Linked DNA regions of Mus musculus: region 2 is linked to region 1. A link is a loop called in an ENCODE intact Hi-C map of the cell type or tissue named here. Cell type or tissue: heart. All regions are shown on one strand.

The links. Peaks named below come from ENCODE experiments on the same cell type or tissue, not always from the same donor. Only the 100,000 strongest peaks of a DNase experiment are listed, where the experiment ranks them.
Region 2: it touches region 1 in a loop (7-fold over the local background); 2 of 42 quality-filtered maps call a loop at or near these places.

Annotation. Positions count from the first base shown.
Region 1 is chr8:13,406,839-13,414,838 of GRCm38, reverse strand. Grk1 (G protein-coupled receptor kinase 1) reads right to left here. Exons shown (of 7, transcript NM_011881.3): 2 at 6,911-7,038; 3 at 5,404-5,561; 4 at 4,941-5,024; 5 at 1,666-1,790; 6 at 314-515. Among named protein-coding and RNA genes, the nearest start is that of Grk1, 5.8 kb to the right of the region's middle. In heart, CTCF peaks have their summits at 1,476 (motif pointing left) and 3,034 (motif pointing left); a DNase peak (open chromatin) is centred at 678; H3K27me3 peaks cover 1,820 bases.
Region 2 is chr8:13,781,544-13,789,543 of GRCm38, reverse strand. It overlaps Cdc16 (CDC16 cell division cycle 16), which reads right to left. Exons shown (of 18, transcript NM_027276.3): 18 at 7,593-8,000. The coding sequence ends at 7,913. It overlaps Upf3a (UPF3 regulator of nonsense transcripts homolog A (yeast)), which reads right to left and starts at 3,929. Exons shown (of 9, transcript NM_025924.2): 1 at 3,660-3,929; 2 at 3,291-3,397; 3 at 2,073-2,179. The coding sequence starts at 3,860. It overlaps Gm46032 (a long non-coding RNA gene), which reads left to right and starts at 4,488. Exons shown (of 2, transcript XR_001778519.2): 1 at 4,488-5,819. In heart, CTCF peaks have their summits at 3,322 (motif pointing right) and 4,003 (motif pointing right); DNase peaks (open chromatin) are centred at 3,643 and 3,943; H3K4me3 peaks cover 1,941 bases; H3K27ac peaks cover 1,712 bases.

The DNA.
Region 1 (8,000 bases):
TGCATGTATACATCCTCATGTGTATATGCACTGGCCTGTGCATGCCTGTAGGTCCATCTAGTGTCTGTGTGTGATGTGGCATGGTACATGCATGGGTGTGTGCACACGCATGTGTGCCTGTGTATCCCTGAAAGTGTATATGCACGTGCATTTTCAAGGATGAATATAAGGAAAATACTATGAAGCAGGCTCAGAGCTTCCACACTAGCTTGTCAGCCACGTTTCCCACCTGACTTCAGTCTGCCCGACCGCATGGATAACATATGCCATCAGGGGTCCCTGTGCCCTCTCAGGCTTATGGTAACACCCATACCGGCTTCGAGCTGCCTCCAGCTGATATCTTTGAAGAGGACGTTTGCCCGAAGCGCATCACAGGTTCCATCCCGGAAGCCCAGGCGCTTCTCCGGGTCCTTCTCCAACAGCTGCTCACAGAAGTCCTTGCTGGCCTGGCTGAACTTCTCTGGGTACTTCACAGGCTCTGAGATGATACGTTGCTTAAGCTCCTTGTTCTCTACCTGCACGGTAGGTAAATGCACCACTTCACTTGAGCCCTGGCCAAGCCTCAAGCCTTAGGACTTGGTGCTCACCCTCACTGGGGTGGGTGTGGGCAGTGGGCGTGACCGGTGGGCGTGGCCAATGTCATCCGGTGGGCCCCTCCCAGGTGGCTTGGCTTTGAAAGGCTCCCATCTCAGGACGGAGAAACAAAGTCAAAAAGTGAAGTCTCCAGCCACACTCTCCAGCTGTTTTAAAGGGTGGTGCCGGTTGACTTATCCACATGTTTACACAGCTGGACAGCCACTGCACAGACTATGACCAGAAGCGAACGTTGTTGCCTGAGAGCTTGACTGAGCATGGTGTTACAAAACCATGAGAAGCCTAAGAAATAGGCTTGCCTTACTTCTGGTCAGCTTTGGTGGAGTCTCCTAAACAAAGCTCCCCACACCTAAAGTGTATGACGAAGACAGTGTGGCTTGCTCCCCAGGCATCCCCCATAGCAAAGCCGGTGCTCATCATCTCTCTGGCAGGCACAGGCAGAACAAACGCAGCATGTGGAACCTGAACGAATGTTCACGCACACAGGCCTAACTAAGGTCTGTCACTGTGGAGGCCTGTGAGACTCAGACACTTCTCCACGTTTGGCCAGGATCACATGACAACATAGAGCTGTAAGCTCAGGCGAGGTCAAGGTAGCCACAAGTAGGTGGACACTGTCCCTACTGGGACATAAAATAGCTTCTGGCCCAGACCAACCTCTGTGTGTAAACAGAAATGAAGAGCAGAGAAACTATATAGGGTGGTTGTCCGAGGCCCCAAGAGCAATGTCCTGGTGGCCACTGCTAGCTAGGGACCCGGCAGTGGCCTCCTTGTGAAGTCAGCACCAAAAGGACCTAATGATAGAAGCCACTGTCAAACCAGGGAGAGAGGTCCAGTCTCAGCTAGAGCATGTTTGCTCTGCCACCTGCTGGCCGTGGTGTGCAAAGACAGTTAGAATCTTCCAACAGCTCTACTCTCAGGTCTCAAGAACAGGCAGGCTTTGGGACAGAATATCCTGCAGGACCAGGAACCCAGAGCCTGTGCTCCTTATATAGTCCTTGGCACAACCCAACCCATCCATGTCTGCCCCAGAATGGACCCTTTCAGGGGTTCCTGCCAGACGGCACCTACCTTCTCTCCTCGGGCTCGGAAGGGTCCTCTGGCTGCGATCATCTCGTACAATGTGACCCCCAGGGCAAAGTAGTCCACAGAGAAGTCGTATTCTTCACCTCGCAGGAGCTCAGGGGCCATGAAACCTGCCGCCACGAACATATGTAGGTTCATAGATGCACCTGCTTTCCCACAGCGTGGCTCCTACCCAGTACTCACAGCCCTACTGAGGCTCTAGTGATACCCTACCCCCAGGGGAGTGAGTGGTCTCCCCACCAGTGACTTGGAGGCCAAAAACCTCTTTGTTGTCATTTCAGGACATTGAGCATTACCCTGGCCACTACCCACTGGATGCCCACAGTGCTAACAACCAAAAACGTCTTCCAGCCTAGCCAAAGATTCCTAGGAGCAGAATTGCCGGGGTCAGGAATCTCACTAATGTGGGATATGAAGCCTCCACTCAGATTCAGGACAGTGTGCTTATGCTGTGTGTGACTCCTGGGTTAGACGAACGTGACAGATGCTGCTGGGACCTTCTCACTCTCCTCTTATAAGGATACAGACGTGAGCTCTGTGTCCTGTAATCCAGAGTGAGCCCAGTGACCCAGGCGCTGTGGCCAAAGCCTGAGGAACACGGGTGATGGGGTCACAGTCCTATGCTGTCCTCAGTCACTTTGTTCCTTGAACCTTCTTTTATTACCTACAGTGAAGCTATAGCTGAATGCACTCAAAGAACAGCACCTGATAGCATAGCCACTGTGTGGCCTTCTCCACAAGCGTGGCCTCCCTGGTCCTCCTAGCTGCCTGCTCACAACCAGACCATTTTCATGAAAATCTCAACCCCTTACAACCCACCACACATATTAGTACCCAGCGTCTGCAACCCAGTGTATAGACCATCTCCTCCCGCCCATTCTGTTGGCTTCTCCGCCCCATGTAACAGGCCATGGAATTGCTCCTGCACTCCTAGCCCTTCTGGAAGGTGAATTGTCCAGCATCCCTTTCCGGAGCCACGCGCACCACCTCTCCACTTCAGGATGCCACCAGTGTCCACCCAGTGCCACCCCCGGTAGTGTCAGACTATACTCTGACCATGCCACCCTTTGCCTTCATGTTTTGGGTTTTTACAAAGAATATTGTTGTTCCAGAGCCAGCACCCATGGGTCACTGGATGAGGGAGCAAGTGTGTTTCTTGTCTCATTGTCTCCTGGAATGCAAGCTTCTAGTTTGCACCCTAACTCAGCATTTCCAGAGCCTACACTGCGGTCAGGATTTACACTGTGGTCCCAGGCAAAGGATTTACGAGGTAGGGTTGCCACTGCATCTCAGTAAGCTCAGGAAGGTAAAGATTAGGCAAGCAATGGCGCCCTCTACTGGCCAAGCTGGGCCAGCAGTCCAGAAAGGGACCAGTTCTAGTCTTGAGGTTCTTTAAATCTTGCTCCAGCAAATCCGGGACTTGTAGTGAACTGAGGAGATCCAAGTAAAGTTTGAGCTATCTCATGAAAGAAAGCACAGCCATGTCTTCACGAGGCTGTGCAGTGGCTTCAAGCCAAGCTGTTTCCAGAATCCTTTTCTCAGATCTCCTTCACCCCGTGCCTGCACAGAGCCCTCAGCACCCACCAACCAGCTACCAAGGCTAGACAAGCACCACCGCCCGGGGGTCAGTATGGATTTGTCCTACTCCAAAGTCGAAGGGGAACGTTCTTGTCTCTCTACCCACCATGGCATCAGGGACACTCTCAGATGGTACCTAAGGCACAAAGCAGGATCCTGTCGCCACTCTGTTTACATCCCAGATAGCCCAGGGAAGAAGATACACATCTAAGAAGTCCTGTCAGAACTCAGCCTGAATACAAGACCATCCAGAATATGGAGAAAGGGAGACTCAAGTGCAGATATCTAAAGCATGCAAATGCCGGGTATGCAATGGTCACGTCACAGCCTCATACGCCCATGTGGTAAGTGTTAAAGCCAAAGACTCTGACAGACTAAGGACACCATCTGAGGTCACAGAGCCAGGAAGTATGGGCCTGGACCTCGCACCTGCTCCAGCTGACTCGAGTCTCTGCTTTCCTCTATGCGTGCTGCCTCTCACCCTTCCTCTGAGGGGGACGAAGGCAGAAGAACACACAGGTCTGCATGTGTATGTACACTTAGACACAGATACATCTACAGTCACTCATATGTGTTCAAGAGTGGTGTACACAAAACCTATACACACAGAGACGCATGCCCATGTGTGCACAGATACGTGTACTAAGCATACACACAGAGGTGCCTGTACACATTCACACATAGGTATACACACACACACACACACACATACATACATATATATATATATATATATATGCATGAAATAGCACATATACAGATGTGCTTATAGACATGTACATACACAAAGACACATTTGTGAAGATGCACACACGTATTTGCATGTGTGCACACAGAGACTGTCATGGGTGCATGCATACTGAGAGGTACCTTCATACACATACATGCATGCTTCACACAGAGGGAGCTGTGTGCCTACATACATGTACAGATACGTGCAGATGCACATATGTGCACAGGTGCACATGCACATACAGGCTCGTGCATATCCACGCATGGGCTTACACATAAAGACCCCCCCCCGTGTGCATACTCAGTCACACCTACAAGACATACAACTGTGCACACCACATGAGAGCAAGCACACATGTAGGAATGTGTGCACACGGGTATGCATGCCCACAGAAAGATAACACATGCGCATAGCCTGCCTGTGAGTGGCTACCTACCAGAGTTGTGCTAAAGCCTAGCAAGAGCTGGCTGAGGAAAGCCTCTGTCCCCTGTGCACTGCGGTGTGACCTACACAATAAGTCCTTGGGTCCAGCTCTTCCATAAGATACCCCAGGCAAACTCATCTGCCAATGCACAGGACACCACTCTCTGTGCTCTCTCTGCCCATCAAGGTACCAGGGAGGCAGCTCTGACAAGCTAGTGAGACTGTTAAGGCCGGGGAGGGCCTGTCCTTGAAGGGAATAAACAGTTCTTGAGCTGCTGAGTAGAACCTGATTGCTACTGTTTGCTCTAGAGGATAAGGAGCCCTGCTTCACAACCCCCACTCTGTCACCACTTAGGTCTCGAGGCTCCTGCTGCCTCAAGTTCTGGGAGAGAGGATGACCCCAAGGCCTCTTCTTGGATGCCAAGCCTACTCCTGCTGCCTCAAGTTCTGGGAGAGAGGATGACCCCAAGGCCTCTTCTTGGATGCCAAGCCTTCTCAGCCCCCTCCCCCAACGCTCAGACCTTACCTGGGGTCCCTGCGTAGCCCTTGGTCTTATTCTGCCCTTCCTTCAGCTCCACAGCCAGTCCAAGGTCAGAAATTCGGATATTGCCTAAAAGTTGAGACAAGCTGAGTTTACACATATTCCATAGAACAGAGGTACCAGGTGACCAGGGCTTAGCAGTGTTCCCCGGCACAACAGCAAAACACATGCTATATGTACATACATACCACACTCTATACACGCATATCCATTTCCCACAAAGATGTATCATACACATAGTAGGCATACCACATATACCTTACACATACATGCATGCACACCTATATGCATATGCACATACATACATACATACACATATAGCTTACACCACTGTCCTTTATGCCCTAATACTACTAAGCCCTCCTTCAGTGACTTTCAACGAGGCTGAAGAAACCATACTTTGGGCCCTCCAAAGCCACCGTAACCTGCATCCACCCCACGGGCTCACCATCATTGTCCAATAGCACATTCTCTGGCTTGAGGTCACGGTAGACAATGCGTCTCTGATGCAGGTGCTCCAGGCCACTGATGATCTGTGCTGTGTAATAGATGGCCCGTGGTTCTGAGAAGCCGGGGTTATCCTCATCCACATTGTAGATGTGGTACCTGGGGGTAGAACACCATGGGAGGCATGCACACGGGTTTTAAGGGCAGTAAAATGCAGAAACAGAGAGCCTGGATCTTAGCGCACACACACATACACACATGTATCAGCATAGCGTGGTCCCCTTGGGACCAGGCATCAATGCTTCCCTGGAGAAGCCCAAGGCTAGTGGCCTCAGATGCCACCTTACCCATAACTGATTGAGAGACAATGGTTAAAAGGACATAGAAGCTTGTCACCTGACACCTCCTTCCTCTGACTCCATGGCAGTGACAAGACAGAGCCAAGAGAGGAGAGTCACCCCCCAGTTTTTTTAAAGCACAAGCAACCCCCAAATCTCTGAGTATACCTGTTGTCTGCTCCACCAGACTCTGAACCCCTGGATGGGTTTGACAGTAGCATTTCCTTCCCGGCCCTTTTCCGCAGGACCCTGGAGTGCGTCCATTTTTGTATTCTACTGTACACTTGCTGCCTCAACCCTTTACAGGGAAACGAAGCCCATAGCCAGAAGCTGTGAATGGCCTAAGCTGTGTTGAAGGCGGGTGGGGGAGGCGGGAGAGAGGCTGCAGACTAGGGGTTTGGAAGAAAATCAGAGGGTCCCTGGGAAGGGGGTGGGGACAGAACTTGCAATAATGCCTCAGCATTCCTTACAGGCCTCTTCCCCTTCTCAAAGATGGGTTATCTAGACCTAACGTTATTCATCTGAAGAAAAGGCAGTTGGCTTTGCTGGGGTGGCAGTGAGCTGAGAGACACAGGGATTTGCAAGTTACAGCTCCCTTTAGTAGCACTCTGCATTCCCAAGGCACCCCAGGGTCTCACTGTGTAAGCCTTGTGTACTAGGTACCCAGGGGTCTCATGGAGCTAACCATGTGTGTCAGCTACTCCAGGGACTCACCTCCTCATCCTCCTGACACTGACTTGGTCACTATTGTTTGTCTCTATTTTACAGAACAGGAAACTGAGCTAAGAGTGGTGAAGTCACCCAGCCAAAGAAAGCCATTAACCTAACATCCCTAAGAATGCAGGACCAACCTCTGAGCACCGTGAGGCGTGGCTAGCCCAGGCGCCATCAGAGTGGGTACCCTCCTACTCTAGGCAAGCCTCTAGACAATCATCCAGCTCTCTAGACCTATAGCATTGGACACCGATGGAATTGTTAATGTTCACTTCTTAGCCCTCTCGACTTACAGTATCCCACCACAGCTATCTACGACATCACATGCCCTCTGTCGCCTGTCCCCAGTAATCACGGAGAGTCGTAAGCGTGTACAATGACAGGCAAACCCCAAGTCCTGGACCCCACCAGACGTGAACCCTAGTTGAAAGCAGTCCCAAGTCCGGACACCTTTACCTCACGTCACCTCCGTTCATGATGGTCATCACCAGACAGAGGTCCGTCTTGGTCTCGAACGCATAGGCCAGAGACACAATGAACCTGCTGTGTACTTTAGTCAGAATCCTCTTCTCAACAATGGCGCCCTGGAAGCAGAGTTGTGATCTTCAGTCCTCGGGAATACACTGTGGAGAGCAGCCTGCATGCTGGGCACAGCGCGGGACAGGCTTGCAATCTGTCTGAAATCTGCTACGCATTCACTCAGGGACATAGCCTTGGCATTGACTGGGACATCTCTGTCACTGCCCTGTCCACCCTCCCCTCCCCTGCACGACCATAGCCCCACCATCCAGTTCTTGCTTGCATCCAGACAGCTCCCAATGCAGCCTGACCTTCCAGGAGAGCCTGCTTTATGTGAGAACCGCAGGTCATGTCCCCTGGGGATACTAAAGTCTGAAAAGTGTTATATGGGGTTACAGGTCTGTGTGGGTGGCCCAGAACTCCAATTACAGTTCCAGAAAGCTGCAGTTATTTGTGTGTTTGTCATTTTGAGACATGGGCTCACTGTGTAGCCCTGGCTCTCCTAGAACTCTCCATGTGGGCCCAGTGTGAGTTCAGTACTCATACAAGCCCAGCCACCACCTCTACCTCTAAAGGTGTGTGAGACCATACACAAGCTTAAAGGTGCTATTTTTTTTAAGTATGCAGTTTTGTCCCTTTTAATTGAGATACTTTATTTTTAATTTATTTATTTTACGTATGTGAGTACACTTTAGCTGTCTTCAGACACACCCGAAGAGGGCATTGGATCCCATTACAGGTGGTTGTGAGCTACCATGTGGTTGCTGGGAATTGAACTCAGGACCTCTGGGAGAGCAGTCAGTGCTCTAAACCACTGTGCCATTTCTCCAGCCCCTAATTGAGATACTTTAAATAAAAATGAAAAAGCTAAATCATTTTCCAATTTTATGAATAGTTCCAAATTCAAAACAAAATCAGTCACCATGGCCTTTTTTCTAAAAGGCCCTATTTTCTAAAAATATACCTTCAGCAGGGCCGTGGTGGCGCACGCCTTTAATCCCAGCACTCAGGAGGCAGAGGCAGGGGG
Region 2 (8,000 bases), 370 kb before region 1:
TCCGCCTGCCTCTGCCTCCCAAGTGCTGGGATTAAAAGCATGTTTTAATCACCCTCAGCAAAAATAAGTTTCTTTAAAAAGATTTATTTAGTGTACATGAGTGCAACATCTGCATGTATACCTGTGTAGCAGAAGAGGTCATTGGATCCCTTTACAGATGGTTGTGAGCCACCATGTGGTTGCTGCGAATTGAACTCAGGACCTCTGGAAGAGCAGCTAATGCTCTTAACTGTTGAGCCATCTCTCTAGCTACTGAAAATAAAAATTTTTAATTGAAAAAAAAGTGGCAAAGAACTTCAGTGATATCTCTTCAGAGTTGGTCTACATATGGCCAAACAGCAATATAAAAAGATGTTTAATTGCAAATTTTTTGGATAATACAAAATTAAACCACAAAAAGTTTGGGTATATTAGTTAGTATATAACCTATAATCCCAATACTTGAGAGGCTGAGGCAGGAAGAACTCAAGTTAAGGTAAACCTGGGATACTCTACTGATACGATCTCAAAACTCAAGTTAACTCAATCTAACCCAAATCAAAGCAACAACAAAAATAAAACAAAGAACAATTCCTATCCCCAAGAGAAAAGAATCCCAGGAGAGCTCTTACTCTTGAGCCCACGAGGCCAGCTACTACAATGTGATACCAAACAACTTCAATGAAAACTCAAAACAGAGCGCGTTAGAGAGGACGAGGAGCAGTCGTAGCTTTCGTACATTGCTGTCGCTGGGAACGCATGATGGTGTCTGTGCTGTGAGCACTGCGCTACCACCTGACCCCCAAGTCTCCCTCTGGGTTGATATCCAATCTGAAAACAGGGTCTCTGAGACACATCTGCATATCCAGGGGAGTTTACCTCGGCTAAAGCTTGTAACAAGTCAAGTGTCTAACAACTGACATACGAATGGATAGGTAAAATGGACAAACACTCCTATGGGAATATTCTCCAGCTTTGAGAGGGAGGGAATTGGGCAGTTAGGACACTCGAGAATCTGGAGGCCGCTATGCTAAGTGAGAAGCTAGCCAAGAAGACAGAAAGTGTGGCTCTGCTAATACAGGGCATGCAGAGTAATAACATTCATAGAGAGAGAAAATGGAATGAGTTGGAGGGAGGAGAAGGTGGAGGGTCCAGCACTAGTGTTTAATTAATAAAGTTTTAGTTATATAACAATTAGGGACTCTGGGTAACTGGTTGTATAAAGTGAATAATTTTAATAATTCTGAACCACACACAAAAACACACACAAAAGAAAGAAAGAAAGAAGGAAGGACCCACGAGTTCCTCAGGAGGCAGGAGAATTAACCACTGCGGTTTAAGGCCAGCCTGACCTAAGAAACAGAGTCCATCTCAAGAAGGAGGGGAAGGTGATTTCTGTTATGTATATTTTACCAATAAAAAAAAAAAAAGACCATCTGAATAAAGTAGTTAGCAATGAACTAGAACGCCAAATGGCCTGAGCACTAAACTTGCGTGACATTCACAGAAACTACAACCTGATCTTCTGATTGTTGCCCTGACGGAGAAGGAACACCGTTCAGTTGGGGGAGGGGGATGGATGGAAACTGATGGATGGGGAGGGCAGAAAGCACTTCCTACAGAATGTTTACAAACCTTAAAAGCAGAAAATCTAACACAGGACAGTCGGACAGGACGGGGAAGGAGGAACGTAAGAAACGGATCCAGAAAGTTCAGGAGCAGAGTCCCTGAAGGGGAGACTGCGCCACAGGCTCCATGCCTGATATTCATGACCATACGCCCCTCCACCACGCTTTCAAGAAATGGCAATCATGGCCAGTGCTCTGGATCCCTGGCCTAAATATAAGTGTATGATATAGCCCAGAAAACTTTCATCAAACATCGTAAGATAACTTAGTTTTGGAACACAAGGTTCATTTATTGGGAAAAGGAGCCTGTGAGAACTTACTCCCCAGCAAGGTCACGATCCCTCCCGTTCTTATCTCATGGAAGGTCTGGGATGCTTTAGTTTATAAGCTCCGTCAGCACATGACGTGACAGTAAGAGTTTATGACCTTATTTTAGCTGTGAGAAGTTAACTGAAACTCACTGACCTTTATTGCCAATGAAGATATAGCCGTCAAAACGGTCTCTGAACAGCAGGATGTCATCAGGGTTCCTAAAATTAATGTATGCTCTGGAGTAGACATGAGGATAAAGGCTGAAACCGAGGCAACAGTGGTTAGTAAAACGGACGGCCCTTGATTCTGCCTTATCTCCTATGAATAAGCAAATACTTTTTCATGCCCGAGAATCACGTCTCAGTAAATTTTAACAATTTGGATATTCCTTAGCAAAAAAACAAAACAAAACAAAACACCCCGAAGATAAAGCAACCATTAACTGAAGCCTTAATTATCCAGGACCGCCTCTTCTGTACAGAGCCAAGGGTAAAATACTAGACTCCAGAAGTCACCATGCCATGGGTACTTTTAGAGCCATTTCTGGTACATCTGAACAAGAACGAGACTTGTCTAGGCTCCTTCATGGATGACATGCTGTATTTTGAATGGGTGTCAGACCACGTACCAAGGAAAAACTAAATCATTCTCCCCGTCTCACACACAACTCTTTTCACAGGTAGGAACGATTCCATTCCATTTCACAAAGAATACAGAAGTTTAGAGAAATCTGTTGTTCGTACAGAGGGTGCAAGTTACAAGCTGGGACCGGAATTGCACACCGAGTAATTGCACACTGTTCTTTTAGCCATTTTTCTAAACTTCAGCCACCTGAAAACCACCTGTGGTTTTTCAAAGGATACCCATTTAATTATTCATATTTTTATTAGAATAGACTTTAAAAAAAATAACAAAACAAAATTGGTATCCCAAAGGAAAGCGTATATGACACAAATGAGAAAGAATACCATAAAAGGATATAAAAATAAGTATCGTGGAAAACCCACGAATTCCTGTGGCACTGACATCTGCTGCTTAGGTCAGCCCTGCGTTGCTCGCATCCCCACAGGCAGGGAACCTTCTGGCTGGGTGGTGGTGCAAGCAATGAGAGATTCCACTTCTCAGGGCTCAGTTACTGGTCCCTCACTAGGGAAAACACTCCAGACTCAACGTGTGTAAGGGATGCAGTCCGGTTTTGCTCATCATACAGTTTATTAAAAGCTACGCCGAGGAAGGCATGGTAACGGGCTGACGAGGTGACTTGCCCGCTCCTAACGTGGGCGTGCACTGACAGCTGGGAGGGGACTGCAACTGCGAGCGCCCGCGGGGTCCTCCATCCTTCACCAGTGGGTGTCCCGCAGCAGCCCTCACCTGAGGTCCGCAGCCACCACCTCGAAGTAATCGTGCGCCGGCAGGGGGCGCAGTTGCTCTTCCAGCTGCTCTTTGGTGAGGCCCGGGGGCAGACGCCGGAGGACCACCTGGGATGACCATTGCGTTCACTCAGGTGCTGCCGCCCGCCACGCCCACTCAGCCTGAGGTTCCCCGGAGCTCGGGGGACCGCGGCTCCCCAGCTCCACCCCGACTCGCTAATCCTAGTCCAGACTGCTCGCAACAGCCCGCATCACTTCGGAGACTAGGCTCCGCCCCTGAGATGAACAACCCGCCCCGCCCTCCCCAAGCCCCGCCCACCGGGGGGCTTAGAAGCCGTCCTCTCGCGAGACTTGCGGGCCCCGCCCCCACCTTGCTCAGGGCTGTCCTCTTCTCCTCGCGAGGCTTGCCGGCCCCGCTCTCACTTAGGGTCGGGGCCGGAGGCGCCGCCGACTCCTTCCGCGGTGACTCGCGGCGGCAGTGGGTCTCTGAGCTCGATAGTTTCTCCCTCCAGCTCGGGCCCCGCGCAGCCAGGGCTGCGCCTAAGCCTCCGGCCCCCTCTTCCGAGCGCATCCCCACCGGCCGGCCGGCCGCCGCCACCTCCGCGAGAACGAAGCCTCGCGAGGACTAGGCAGCCCCTCCCTTGGAATTCGGTGTTCAGTGTCCCCTCCCCGGCCCTGACAGGGAAGGGGCGGTGCCAATGCTGGCCCGCGCCTGTAGGGGGCAGCGCGGCAGTTTTTAAAAGACAGCGGACGTCCTAGAACGGCGGCGACGGTGAAGGAGATCGGTGCTGCCAGCCACGCGGAGAGCAGATGCTCACTCCGGACGTCCCGTGCGCTGCTGACCTGCGGTGGGGACTGGGAGCCCCCGGTCCACCCGGAGTCACTGGGACAGTACCGAAAGTAAACCCGTCGCTCTCCTCGCCCCACTCTGCCCTCCGCCTCCCTCCTACACGTTTTCTCTGTTGAGACAGGGCTTTGTGTAGCCTTGATTGTCCTGGAACTCACTCTGTAGACCTGGCTCTCCTGGAGCTCAGAGATCCTCTGCCTCCTGGGATTAAAGGCGTCTGGCTTTTTATTTTTATTTTATTTGTAGCAGATATACGAACAATACAGTTTTCCCATGTGCTCAATGATGTATAGCACCATTCTCCCTACGTTAATGGTAAAGGAGAATGAGAGATTTTCAGAAATCGATCGTGGCACTCCTGAAATGTGACGTTTTAAATAAGCCAAAGACTCAAAACCGTTTAGGTCTGCGTCAAACAGGCCTCAAACATCGAGAGTTCTATAAAAGCCTGGGCAAGAGCGGTTTTCCAGTATTTCGTGTTGCAAAGAAAGCTAGGACTGAGCCCATCACTTGAACCAGCTCAGTTTGGAATAACCAGTTACACTGACCAGAAGTTCTGATAGCCTCTTAACCTTTATTAGGAAGAAAACACACGTGTGAGAGGCTGATAAAAATGTGGACGACGAGTTGTCAGGAAAAACCAACCCATACCCAGTTGTTAAGATAGTACAAGGTCGATGGATAGTAACTTCACAATGGAAGAAAGTTGGAACATTACAAGCTTGGAGCCAAAATTATCTCGGGCTGGCTTTTGCCCCCTTAAAGATAAAGCCATTGACTGTCCTCCTGTGTGCCTGACCCAACACCCTTTCACCTGTCTGGCAAACTGCTGGTTAGTTTATGTCAGCTTGACTCAAAATAGTCACTTGGTTGTGAAGAGGAAAGAGTTGAGGCATTATTTTCATCAGATTGGCCTGTGGAACAGTTTCTTGACTAATGGACGTGAAAGGGTCCCACAGCAGTTGGACCTTGCTTGTAATAAAGCCAATAAGCATTCTCTGTGGCCCTGCTAGTTCTTGCCTCCAAACTCCTACTTGAATTTCTTCTCTGATTTCCCTCACTGAGGGATGTGACCAGAGAGCTAGAAGAGGAACTAAATCTCTTCCTCCCACAAGTTGCTTTTGGTCAGTGTTCAGAGTGTAATGAGTTGTGGAAACATGAAAGATACCATTGAAAGAAGAGAGACATTATGAAGTATCAGAGGGATACCAGGGATGTTCTTGTGATATTTGGATTAAGAATCTACCTTTATTGGGACAAATAATGATGGTTAGCTGGGGATGAAGAATCAGTTGTGATTAATAAGACCAGCATCATCAAAGTGCAATTTTCTGGATATACTTCCTAAAGGTCAGCACACAGACACTGCAGTCCAGATGCAGTCAAGGCTATCTCAAGCAGGAAACCTGACTTGGTAATGTGTACCCCACATAGTGGAACTGATTGTGTAGGCATGAACGCTGCAAGATTTAAGAGGTCACAGAAATGAGCTGAGATTGAAACTGGAAAGAGCCAGGAGAGGCAGTAGAAACTCCAGCATGCTGGAGATGCTAGGACTGCAGGACCATGTCAGGTGAGGAGTGGAGCCTACTTAAGCCTACCAGACAAGCTGTGAGTTGTGGATGGCAGAGCCAGCCTGAGACATGGAGCTGCCCAAGTCCCCTGGAGCCCGGAAGATCATGAGTAAGTCCCAGACATTAGATTATAAATTATTTACATTACTGGATTTTGCTTTTGTTTTGATCCACTTTTAACTGTGCTTTGGTTCTTTCTTCCCTCTTGGAATAACTACTTGATTCTGAGACTATAGTTACAAGACTGGATATTGTTAGTGTCACTGAACTTTAACAAGTTTTTAAAGATGGAAACTTTGAAGGTTATACTTTATATTGTTGTATTAACATCTTGATGATAAACAAGGAAAGGTTACTGTTTAATGGTGATGTATGTGTCAAGTTAAGAGGTCACCCCAGTTGGTTAGTTTTTGTGAACTTGAAACAAACTAGTCACCTGGACTAGTTTCCATCAGACTGACCCACAGGGCAGGTTTCTGATTAATGACTGATGTGGAAGGGTTCAACCATCTGTGGGCAGTGCCATCCCTGGGCAGGTGGTCCTGGGTTGTATAAACAAGCAAGCTGAGAATGCTTTAGGGAAACTATGTTCAAAATATATAAAAAAAATATTTTCAATGAAAATTAAATTTATTAAAATAAATAGGTAGTCAAGGTATGCATTTCTCAACATAATATTACAAGGATAGAAAGAAAGCTGGAAAAATATGGCTAACATAGCAGGGAAAAGACTGGGCAAAACTGAGGAAGGCCAGACAAAATTACTAGTCAGAGATGCCAAACAGCCATATCAATTATGTAGTGGTAATTAGTTAGCCCGCTCTGAGCTCCTGGCAGGTCACATGCATGCTGCACCCACCCAAGAGCTCTCTGGATTCACGAATGGAAGACACACAAGTATGTTCAAAGGGCTAATGGAAACCACAGAGAACCAGTCACTAGGGATGATATCCATCAACAGGAAGCGACAGGAAGTAATTGCTTTTGAATGCCTATGGCTGTTTCTCGTTTAATTCTTGTAAAAGAAATGAAACAGAAGCTGTGGAACTAAAAAACTGGAACAGCTCATCTGCTCTCCCAGTGTTTGTATGGAAGATAGGACCTGGAAACAGGCCCTCCAGAAGCTTGTGGGCTGGCTAGCCTGGGGTAGCAACAGAGATGTGTTTTATAGCTAAAAGAAGTTGAAAGTAAGGAAAAAATGTTCTTGTAAACAGCTAAGAGACCTGGATCTCACGGTCAGACAAAATAAGAGTCAAACTTAGAGGCATTACATATTGATTCTGTGTGTGGTCACACATTGGTGAGCATGTAGAGGTCAGACAGCCACAGGAAGCAGCTCTTTCCACCATGAGTCCCAAGGACTGAACTCACCCAGTCAGTCTTGGAAGCAAGTGCCTTTACTTACTCGAGCCATTTCATCAGCCCTCTTTATTTTTAAAGATAGTCTCATTATATTATCTTGGCTAGCCTGGAATTCCTTACACAGACCAGCCTGGCCCGAACTCAAAGATCCACTTGCCTCTGCCTCCAGAGTGCTTGGAATAGGGAGTGAACCTTGGGGAAAACTGGAGTTATGAGCAACATACCAATCAGAGTGTTTTAGCCAGTACACATGTCCTATGGTAACAGTATGTTAACAATGGGACACACCAGATAAGGGGCAGACAAACTGTGTGGTAGTGAGTGGTCCCCAGATGCTGTCACTGTTGGAGGAATGTGTCACTGGGAAGGCTTTGGGAGTAACTGTCCTTGCTCCCCTTGCAGCTGCCATGCCTGCCTGCTGCACTGCTTCTCCAGCACAATCAATCTGAACTCTTTCTTCAATGGCTGCCTTGGTCATAGAATGTTATCATAGCAACAGAAAGGTAACAGAGACACTCTACCAGCTTGGAAACTTCTAGTTATTCCCAAATATAAATTTATTGAAAAAGACACAATGAAAAAGATAACGAATAGTTGACCTTCTTTATTCTGCTACACGTAACTAACTACTTTGTAGGTTCAGAAAATCGGAAAACATCTGTTGCCAAGGCCTGCTGTCCCACTGTTACTGCAGGCTGCTGGTCCTAAATGTAGAGATGTAGTCTGGAGTCACATCAGGAACTGGAAAATTCTTAGGACGTAGCAAGGCTGCAGGGGAGCATTGACCTACTCTGGCACATGAGGGTGGGCCCTGGACCTCTGTCAGGTTCAGTGCTGTGGCTATGTGCTGTGGTCTGACATAGACGTCTCTAGCATCATGTCACTTTCGTTCATTTCAATTTCAAAAGTCTCTTCCAAGTTAGGTCTG